Linked DNA regions of Homo sapiens: region 2 is linked to region 1. Evidence: read pairs that join two places in POLR2A ChIA-PET (ENCODE). Cell type or tissue: MCF 10A. All regions are shown on one strand.

The links. Peaks named below come from ENCODE experiments on the same cell type or tissue, not always from the same donor. Only the 100,000 strongest peaks of a DNase experiment are listed, where the experiment ranks them.
Region 2: POLR2A ChIA-PET joins it to region 1 with 5 read pairs; 2 of 35 experiments call an interaction of 5 or more read pairs at or near these places.

The regions. Positions count from the first base shown.
Region 1 is chrX:104,316,217-104,321,216 of GRCh38, forward strand. No RefSeq gene overlaps it. Among named protein-coding and RNA genes, the nearest start is that of ESX1, 64 kb to the left of the region's middle. In MCF 10A, no CTCF peak of the experiment used is centred here; a DNase peak (open chromatin) is centred at 2,685.
Region 2 is chrX:104,646,106-104,651,105 of GRCh38, forward strand. The region is part of intron 1 of IL1RAPL2 (interleukin 1 receptor accessory protein like 2); the gene reads left to right. It also overlaps the pseudogene PHB1P10. Among named protein-coding and RNA genes, the nearest start is that of IL1RAPL2, 82 kb to the left of the region's middle. In MCF 10A, no CTCF peak of the experiment used is centred here; no DNase peak of the experiment used is centred here.

The DNA.
Region 1 (5,000 bases):
ACCTCTGCCTCCCGAGTTCAAGAGATTCTCCTGCCTCAGCCTCCCGAGTAGCTGGGATTACAGGCACCCACCACCACGTCCAGCTAATTTTTGTATTTTTAGTAGAGACGGGGTTTCACCATGTTGGCCAGGCTGGTCTCAAACTCCTGGGCTCAAGTGATTGACCCACCTTGGTCTTCCAAAGTGCTGGAATTACAGGCGTGAGCTACCATGCCTGGCCTGTAGGCTTTTTCTTATTGTTTTTCCTAGGGTAATATTAAAATGAATTTGTATTCCAAGAACACACATCTGAGGACATAGGGTATTCAAAGGCATTGGGGGAAGCCTCACTGAGATTAAAATTTTCCTTTAGATAATTTGTGGGTTGATGTGCAACAAGCGTCATGAGGCGAGAATGTATAGATAATTAAGATGTGAGTTTTATCTGCCTTGGGCTGTTTATGATCATACTTGTCTCCCAGATATACTTGGTGAATTGGATATCAACCCTCTCATCATAAATTATCAGTGAATCCTGCCCAGGACTCTGAGGATGCCACAAGTGGGGAAGCAGGAGGAAGACTTCTGCTTTTCTCTTTCCAAGTCTTGTGGTCGTTAAAGTTTGATATCCATTAATGCATAAGTGTCATCACCCCGCTGAAAATGCAGCTCTTCTGTATGTGTTTTGATTACCTTGTCAGAGGCCAGGCAGAGAGAGGTTGAACAGCAGTGCTGCTCCTGCACTGTTATTTCTGCTTCCATTACTTGTCCCATCTGTCAGTTTCAGGAACATTCATATCTATGGAGCCATTATTTTTAGTGCTGTAATTATCTTGGATGTCTAAAAACACAGTGTATCATGTTGGTCACATCATGGGTTGTAAAAAAGGTAGGTAGCCTTTCAAGGGGTGTAGGTTTATGGAACACGTTCCCAACACACTTGGGCGTGTGGCAGATTAAATGGGTACATTTCTTTGTCTCTTAAGAGTCAGCCTCTGAAGCAAGTCCCTAATGTTTGCTCTGGCCTTAAAATGTGCTTTATTTTTTTACTTTTATTTTTATTTCTTTGAGACACAGTCTAGGTCTGTCATCCAGGCTGGAGTGCAATGGCGTGATGTTGGCTCACTGCAGCTTCTGCCTGCTGCGTTCAAGTGATTCTCGTGCCTCAGCCTCCCCAGTAGCTGGGATTACAGGTGCATACCACCATGCCCAGCTAATTTTTGTATTTTTAGTAGAGACAGGGTTTCACCATGTTGGCCAGGCTGGTTTTGAACTCCTGACCTCAGGTGATCTGCCTGCCTCGGCCTCCCAAAGTGCTGGGATTACAGGTGTGAGCCACTGCGCCCAGCCCAAATGTGCTTTAAAACTTTCTCATCATCTCCTACTCCTCATAGGCTTTTTAGTTTACCCATCACTCAACCTGCCTCTCGATTTGATCTTCCTGGCCTGTGCCCTGTGTGCTAATCTCATCTTCCCGATGGGTAGGAACCACAATAATAGGTAACCTGTATTGGGTATTTACTCTGTGCCAAGCACCTTACAAACCTTATCTTACTTAGTCCTCTCACAGCAACCCTACAAGGTGGATATCATTGCTGTTCCCATTTAACAGAGGAGGAAACTGAAGAATAGTAAGTAACTTGCTCTAAGGCTACACAGCTAGTACTTTCTAGAGCTGGGATTTTGGTGCTGACTCCAGTGCACATGCTCTTTTTTGTTTGTTTTTGATGGGTTTCTTTTGATTTTTTAATTTTTTTTTTTACAAATTATAATTGTATACAATGATGGGATACACAATGATGTTATGATATATGTATGCTGCATTAGTCCATTTGCATTGCTGTAAAGGAATACCTGATGCTGGGTAATTTATAAAGAAAGAGTTTTATTTTGGCTCATGGTTCTGTAGGCTGTACAAGCAACATGACACTGGCAGACCTCAGAAAACTTAAAAGGAGGAACCTGCCATATCACTTGGTGAGAACAAGCAAGAGAGAGAAGGGGGAAGTCCAAGACTTTTAAACAACAGATCTTGTGTGAACTAACTGAGGGTGAGCTAGAACTCACTCATCACCAAGGGATGGCTCTAAGCCATTCATGAGGGATCTGCCTCTAAGAAAGAAATACCCCCACCAGGCCTCACCTCTGACACTGGGGATTACATTTCACCATGAGATTTTAGGGGACAAACATCAAACCATATCACATACAGTGTGGAATGATAGAATCAATCTAAATTACATACCTATCACCTTAAATACTTATCAGGTATTCCTCCCGTCTTACTGCAGCTTTGTAACCTTTGATTGACATCTCTTCATTCCCCCAATGCCCCAGTCTCTGATAACTCCTCTCTGCTTCTGTGAGTTCCATTGTTGTAGATTCCACATGTAAGTGAGAGCATGTGGTTTTTGTCTTTCTGCCAGTGCATTTGCTCGTAACTACTGTTCTACTGCATTCAAATAACAATGCCTAACATTTACTGAGTGCCTACCTTTTGGCTAAGCACTGGGCTAAGCTCTTTGTATGTATTAGCTCACTTGCTTAATCCTCTTAATGATCCTGTAAAGTAGGTTTTATTATGAGCCGTGATTTTCAGAAAAAGAGACTGGGGCACAGAGATGTTAAATAACTTACCTGAGTCACACCATTCAACAGTGCCAGACGGAAGTAACCTTTGGACACAGAGCACTCTGGCTCCAGAGTCTACACTGTTAGTCACTCTCTTATACTGCCTTCCAGCTGTCTGCTGGGGCAAGGCAGAGGATGTGTGGTGTGTTCCTTTGGGTGTGTTCCTTTTGGGAGACAGTGGGGAGGGAGAGGTAACAACTGCAATTCACTTCCTGCCAATTGTTACCTTGTGAGAATCAAAGCTACCAGTTTTTAAGAGAGGCCCCAGATCTGGATCTTTATATAAAATTTCCTTATTTTAAATATTGGGAACACATTCCAATTTTTAAAAAGCAGTATGCCCAATTAAAAACAATCTGTCGATAGGAAGCAGTAACTTATAGTTAAGGATATTTATTAAGTACTACTTATGAATACCGTGCTAATTCTAGGTATTATTATTCAGTGTAAGCCTATAGACTCCCCATTTTATGTATTAATTCTCAGCGTTGTTAAAAAGAAACGGGCAGCTGTGGTGGCCCACGCCTGTAATCCCAGCAGTTTGGGAGGCCGAGGCAGGCAGATTGCTTGATCTCAGGAGTTAGAGACCAGCCTGGGCAACATAGCAAAACCCCATCTCTACAAAAAAAAAATGAAGAAATTAGCTGGGCATGGTGGCAGGTGCCTGTGGCCCAAGCTACTCAGGAGGCTGAGGTAGGAAGTTCACTTGAGCCTGGGAAATCAAGACTGCAGTGAACTGTGATTGCGCCACTGCACTCCAGCTTGGATGTCAGAGTGACACCCTGTCTCCCTGTCTCAAAAAAAGGAAAAAAGAAAGAAAGAAAGAAAGAAAGAAAGAAAGAAACGGGTTCTCTCCCTGATTTCATCGGTAGCAAATAAGTTTAATTGATGGTTTATGTATATATTTTCTTTTATTTATTTTTATGCATATTTTAGAGTTGAATTTCTCAGTGAAGCTGTAAGACTGTTGGAAGAAAAATGTAAACTTTCAGAATTTAATATACCAGGGATGTGTGTTAAATTCTCTTACCTTTTTTCCAGATGTGAATAATTTGTAGGTAGAAATATTTATTTATGTAAACCTTGACCGCAGTGAACAAAACACACATACTACACATACCTACACATGTGCACACACATGTGCAGGCAACACTTTTGTGAGCCACATCTGACCCATGGGCTGTCAGTTTGCAACATCTGTTTCAGGGGACATATCTTCCATTCCTTTCTTCTGCCTGTCGTTCCTAACCCATTACCAGGTTGCTAGCAGGCAGTGACCGAAAACATATTGACTTTGTGTGCTCTTGTTCTGGCCTAGATATGTCTCAAACCTGATACCCTCTCTCAGGCCACCTCTGTCAGCTTCCACTAAGAGACTTTCCTGCTGTTTTTCAAACCTGGCATCCAATTCTTTCTCCTTCACAGGGTATTCCCAAATCAGGTGGAAGAGGCTTCCAACCTATCCTAAGCAGTAGCTGTTTCCATACAACAGTTGTCAAAAAAAGGAAATGAAGGTGGAAGAATGGGCCAGCCCAAGGGTTTTGAATCCTAACTGTGTATTAGAATCACCTAGAGATCTTTTAAAAAAGCTGATTCTATAAAAAAATTAAAAGTAAACAGAACAAAATCCTTAAAACAATGCTAGTTCTATAGCTCCAGTCTCAGAAATTCTGATTTAAATACCTTTGGTGGGACCCTGGGCATCAGTATTTTTAAATAAAAGCTCCCCAGGTATTCTAATCTCCAGCAGGGTTGAAAACTGGCTTAACTGATGAATATGTGTTTATTGGAAAGCCAAATACCCACTTTGGGCCGTGATCAATTGCCTTCTTCTTCGCTAAAATCAGAGACTTTTGTAAGGCAAGAAATCAGACTAGGCTAATCACAGCTTTATGTATTGTGCTCTTGCGAACCACACCACTGTTGTTTTTATTTATTTATTTATTTTAAATTTTATTTATTTTTTTTGAGATGGAGTCTCGCTCTGTTTCCCAGGCTGGAGTGCAGTGGTATGATCTCAGCTCACTGCAACCTTTGCCTCCCGGGTTCAAGCGATTCTCCTGTCTCAGCCTCCTGAGTAGCTGAGACTACAAGCTCACAACACCACACCCAGCTAATTTTTATATTTTTGGTAGATACAGGATTTCACCATGTTGGCCAGGCTGGTTTTGAACTCCTGACCTCAGGTGATCCACCCGCCTTGGCCTCCCAAAGTGCTGGGATTATAGATGTGAGTCACCGTGCCCGGACTGCTGTTGTTTTTAATCCTTCCATACTGGCTGGATAAATAGACAAAACATGGGCTGACACGTGTGTATATGATGTTGAGGAGGCTGTGGCAGGAGCTTCTGAAATGGCTCCCAATGATCCCCTCCTCCTGATATTCACAC
Region 2 (5,000 bases), 330 kb after region 1:
TTCAGATGACACAAAAGTAGGTGGGAGAGTTAATAAAATGAATAAAAGCCTTATGCTTTGAAATGGTCTTCATGATTTGGAATAATAGAATAAAACTAACATAATGACATTTCATAGGGATTAATATAAATCTATAGGTTTAGGATAAACATTTTAAAATCCATTTAATATTCAAGAAGAATGGATTGCATACCTACTGTGTTCTAGTCAATGGTGCTGGGGATGCAAAAAAAAAAAAAAAGCATAGCCTCTGCCCTTGAAATAGTTAAATTTTGACGATGATATTGAATCTAGATCATGGTACATAATAGGCTCATTGCACTTTGTATTTTCTACATAGAGAATGTTGTATGCTGTTGTAGGTATCATATTAATTTTACAATATATGCAGAAAGTATACTATTTAGTTTAAAATTTAAACATTTCAATGGTATCAGTCGGAATAATTTAGATTATGCTATTGTAATAATCCCCAACTCTTGGTGGTTTGTAAAAACAAAGTTTTATTTTTCACTTATGTAATGTGTTGGCTAGAAGCTCTGCTCTGTGACTCTTCATTCTGTGGCCCAGGGTGATGGAGCAACCACCATCATAAATATTACCAGTCACTGTGGCAGAAGGAAAGATAGCTGTGGAAGGCGTCACATTGACAAATAAATGCTCTGGCCTGGAAGTGACATGCAACTGTGAGCAATGACTTCTGGTCACAAATAATTGGCCAGAACCAGATGCATCACTCCATCAATCACAATGGGGCCAGGAAGTGCGGTCATATCATGTGACCGAAGGCAAAGAGGTGTTAAGTATTTTGAGAACAGAGTTAATGATCACCATTACTATATTGAGTAAAAAGTGAAAATTACCCTTCAACCTTAGACTTTATCCACTCCCCTCCTAAGGATTATAGTAGTGTCAAAAATTCCAAACTTTTTTTTTTTAAGAGATCTGAAGTGATTTTACCTTTATTTCCTTCACTTTAAGCCAGTGATGAAATTTCACAGTGATTTCTGGGATAGGGGCAGAAGGAAGGTGGTGTTAAGAATCATCAGGGCTGTGGCCTAGTCAGCCTGCAGAGGTGCAGGCAGGGTGGGCCCCCACTGGGACAGCTGGAGGAGGCAGGTAGGTGATGTTCTCAGAGCTGAGAGCTGGTATGTGATGTCCTCTGCAGCTTCCAGCACGCTCAGCTCGATCAGGCCGTCCCCTGCGGTGGCCAGTGAGTTGGGGATCAGCTTGGCTTCCATGGAGTCACCCTCAGCAGAGATGATGGCTGCTATTTTCTGCTGCTCAGCCTTTTCCACCACAAATCTGGCCCTCTCTGCTTCCTGCTGATCCACCTCTTTGGCTTCCACTGCTTCTGTGAACTCCTTCCCGAAGGTGGGATGTGTCAAGGACACATCGTCCAGGATGAGCCCAAAGGTGGCTGCTCACTCCGTAAGATTGTCACTCACCTGCCTGGAGAGCAGCTCTCTCTGGGTGATTAGTTCTCCAGCATCAAAGTGAGACACCACCGACTTGAGGATCTTGGTAGTGATGGATGGCAGCACACGCTCATCATAGTCCTCTCTGATGCTGGTGAAGATGCAAGGAAGCTGGCTAGCGACAGGCCAGGAGAGGATGTGCAGTGTGATGTTGACATTCTGTAAGTCTTTGCTACCAGTGATGACTGGTACATTAAGTGGTCGAGAATGGCAGTCAAAGATAATTGGTTTCTGTACCCATGGGATAGGAAAGTGAGTCCCTTCCCCTACCACAATGTCCTGTACTCCACAGAATCGGTCAAAGATGACAGCTCTGTGACCAGCATCCACATTATATAAGGCAGAGTTCAGCATGCTTCCTACAACAGCTAAGGCCAGGCCAAACTTGCCAATGGACACAAACACTTTGGCAGCCATGTTTTCTTCTGCTGGACCCTCTCACACCTGCTTCCACTCTGACCTCCACATGAATTCCCCAGCCACACATCCAAACCTCTTCCTACAGATTTCCATACACATACACACACATTCTCAGGCATGCATACATACATAGATTTTTCCATTATATGTGGAATCATATCTATTTTTCATATATCTTGTAGATCTACCCATGTCTATCCATACCTCTTTATCTCAGTCTCTTTAATGGTTGTATAGTATTCCATTTATGAATGTATCACCCCTACCCATGACAAGGTATTTAGTCTGTTATCAGATTTTCACCATCACAATGCATACTGCATTGACCATCCTTGTATGTGCATATATTTTTATGCATAATCATTTGGATTGCTGTAGTATAGATTCATACAAAAGCAATTCTTGAGCACTTTAATTTTTGCCAAATACTAACAAATTGCCTTGTAAAATGCTGTCCTAATTTATAATGTCATAAACAGAATATGAATGTGTACATTAAATTTTGAGAAGACTATTGACAAACACTTTTATTGATGGAAGAAAATGTTAGATGATGAGGGATTTAGACACCACATCAAAAATTGAGTAAGACTCATTGATCAATGAGTGTGATTGAAGACTTTTTGTCTAAACTGCTTGTAACACCTTATACCTACTACTTCTAGGTTTCCTGGCTGGAGAAACCCTGAAAAAGACTAGTCCCTGTAACACATAACACTTTTGATTTTATCTTAATGGTCAGAACTCAAGATTATATCTTAATGATCAGAACTCAATACCTTTCCATATCCAGCTGCTAGGGAGGCTGTGAAATGAAATTTTCATTTTTGTGGACTATGTATGGAGCCCAAAGCTGGGGACTATGATCACTACAGAAATCAAAAAGAAACCCTATAGTTACTTATGCCAGTTTTTTTCTTTATACTTGCTTCTCCTTGCATTCTCTCCTGAGATAGTCCCTTCTGCTGTCTCTCAATGTTTCATCACTCACTATTCCTCTTATCTATTCCCCTTTTTTGCTATGTCAACTTTTTGAGTCTCCACTTCTAATTTTTTCTCTCTCTGCTTCTTCATGTTTTTTCTCTTTCTCCTCTACGATTTTTTTCCCTCCCTTTCTGTGTCCTATCCACCTGACTCTATCTTTTGCTATCTCTGTTTTCTTACTTGTGTGCCTTTGGCTATGTTGGTTTCAGTCTCTGTGTCTCTTTATTTCTACCTCTGATTCTAATGGTTAGGGCTAACAACAGACTTGGCTGCCACTTTATGCAGTTATTTTCAAATGACAGAAGTGCTTGAGAATAGGCTAGATATAGGAATGCTGTAAAAAGGATTTCTTGATTGGTTGAAAGTTGGACTAGGTAACTATTGAGGTCCTTTCCAAATTTGAGTTTGAGAGCCATATTTCCCTCCATAGTAGATAGAATCTAGTTAACATTATTGCATCTCTGTTTTCTGATTGAATAGCTAATAGGACCTCAGGGCCATCTCTATGTGAATACCAGACTTCATTGCAAATTACTATAGAATTATAAAATGTAAGAGATAGAGATAAATGTGTGTTGACTAAAGAACTGTCTTTCTCTGTATATATGTATGTACGTGTCTGATTTTATACATATATATACATATATGAAAACCTTGTGAAGATATCAAAATTTTCTTTGATTGCAAAAATGTAACAAGAAATGATTATAATTGTGTGCTATTTGAAACTAGCTGATATTTTAGATTGGGTCTATTAACTGTGTCCAAATGTATCCATAAGTTAAATGTGTTTTGGTTTCTAGAGTCAAGAGTTTGCCATATAGGTACTGTTAAAAATTAGCATGAACCAGAAACCTGACATATCTGGTACTTTAAGGGAGGAAGGGAATAAAGTGAAAAAGGTAATTTGCAAACTATACTTGAAAGTCATTGAAGCATAACATCATTACAATTATCTGTCAAAAGATTTAGTTCAATTACAGTTTTAAAGCTCTCTCTTCAATATGGCATTACTCATATCAGGATTTGATACTCCAATGAGAGGAATACTAATGCCTTCATTAGCCATTGTCTTAGCAGCTTCATTCTTTAGAATTCATTACGTGGCCTTTTGGGATTTTTATATACTAACCCTAGGGAATCAGTAAACACAAATCTCTCAGGGGAATATGAACTTCAGAAATAAGAACCATTGCATATTTATAGCCATGGCAGGGGGGAAGACTCTTTTTAGGAAAAAAAGTAATTTTGAAATAATTGAATAACAGTATAATTGCCATGATAGTAGGTATTATACATGCTCCTGTACACTTTCTTCACACAGCAGTAAGTTGGTTGTAAAATCACCAACAGGAAAAAGTTATAATGTAATAAACCTAAATTTCAGTGTAAGGTTTCCAGGAGTAACTCGAGCTGCTTCTGAAACTTTTACTATTGAAACAGATGTGTGGGAACCATATGTTGGGAGCCCAGTGGTCACTGTTGTAAGACATTCCTTGATCAATGATGATATTTCAGGCCGACTGATGCTGTAGATGAACACTGCTACTAGATTGATTACACTGGCCTTTCTCTTTGACTATTTGAATTGAGGCAGTTTGACAGATTTTCCCTTTCAATGGGAAATCTGAATCACCTACTGAACATGCTAAAAAAAACCACTTATTTTACTAGGTATTCCCTTAGCACTTAACAAATATAGGTTGCTCTTCATTGTCCTGCACTTGACTAAGTACTCTACTATGCATGTATCGCCACAGTGAGGTTATAGTTCCTTGAAGAAAAGAAGCTACATTTTATAATCTTAGACTTGGTTTATGACTCCCATAGCATCTAACTTCTAGGGCAAAAATCGTTCAGTAGTGGTTAAGAGATTGGGGTTTGTTGTCACACAGACCTACATTCAAATCCTTTTTCCATAATTTATTAATGTCATGAACTTGGGTAAGTCACAAATGTCAGTTTCCTGAAAAGTAAAATGGAGATTATAGTAACTCATAAGATTGTTGAGAGGATAAAATGACATATAACAGTTTAGCACAATGTCTGGCCCACACAAAGTGCTCAATAAATTATTATCATCATAAAGTATAATCATTGTTCAGCAAAATTTGTTGA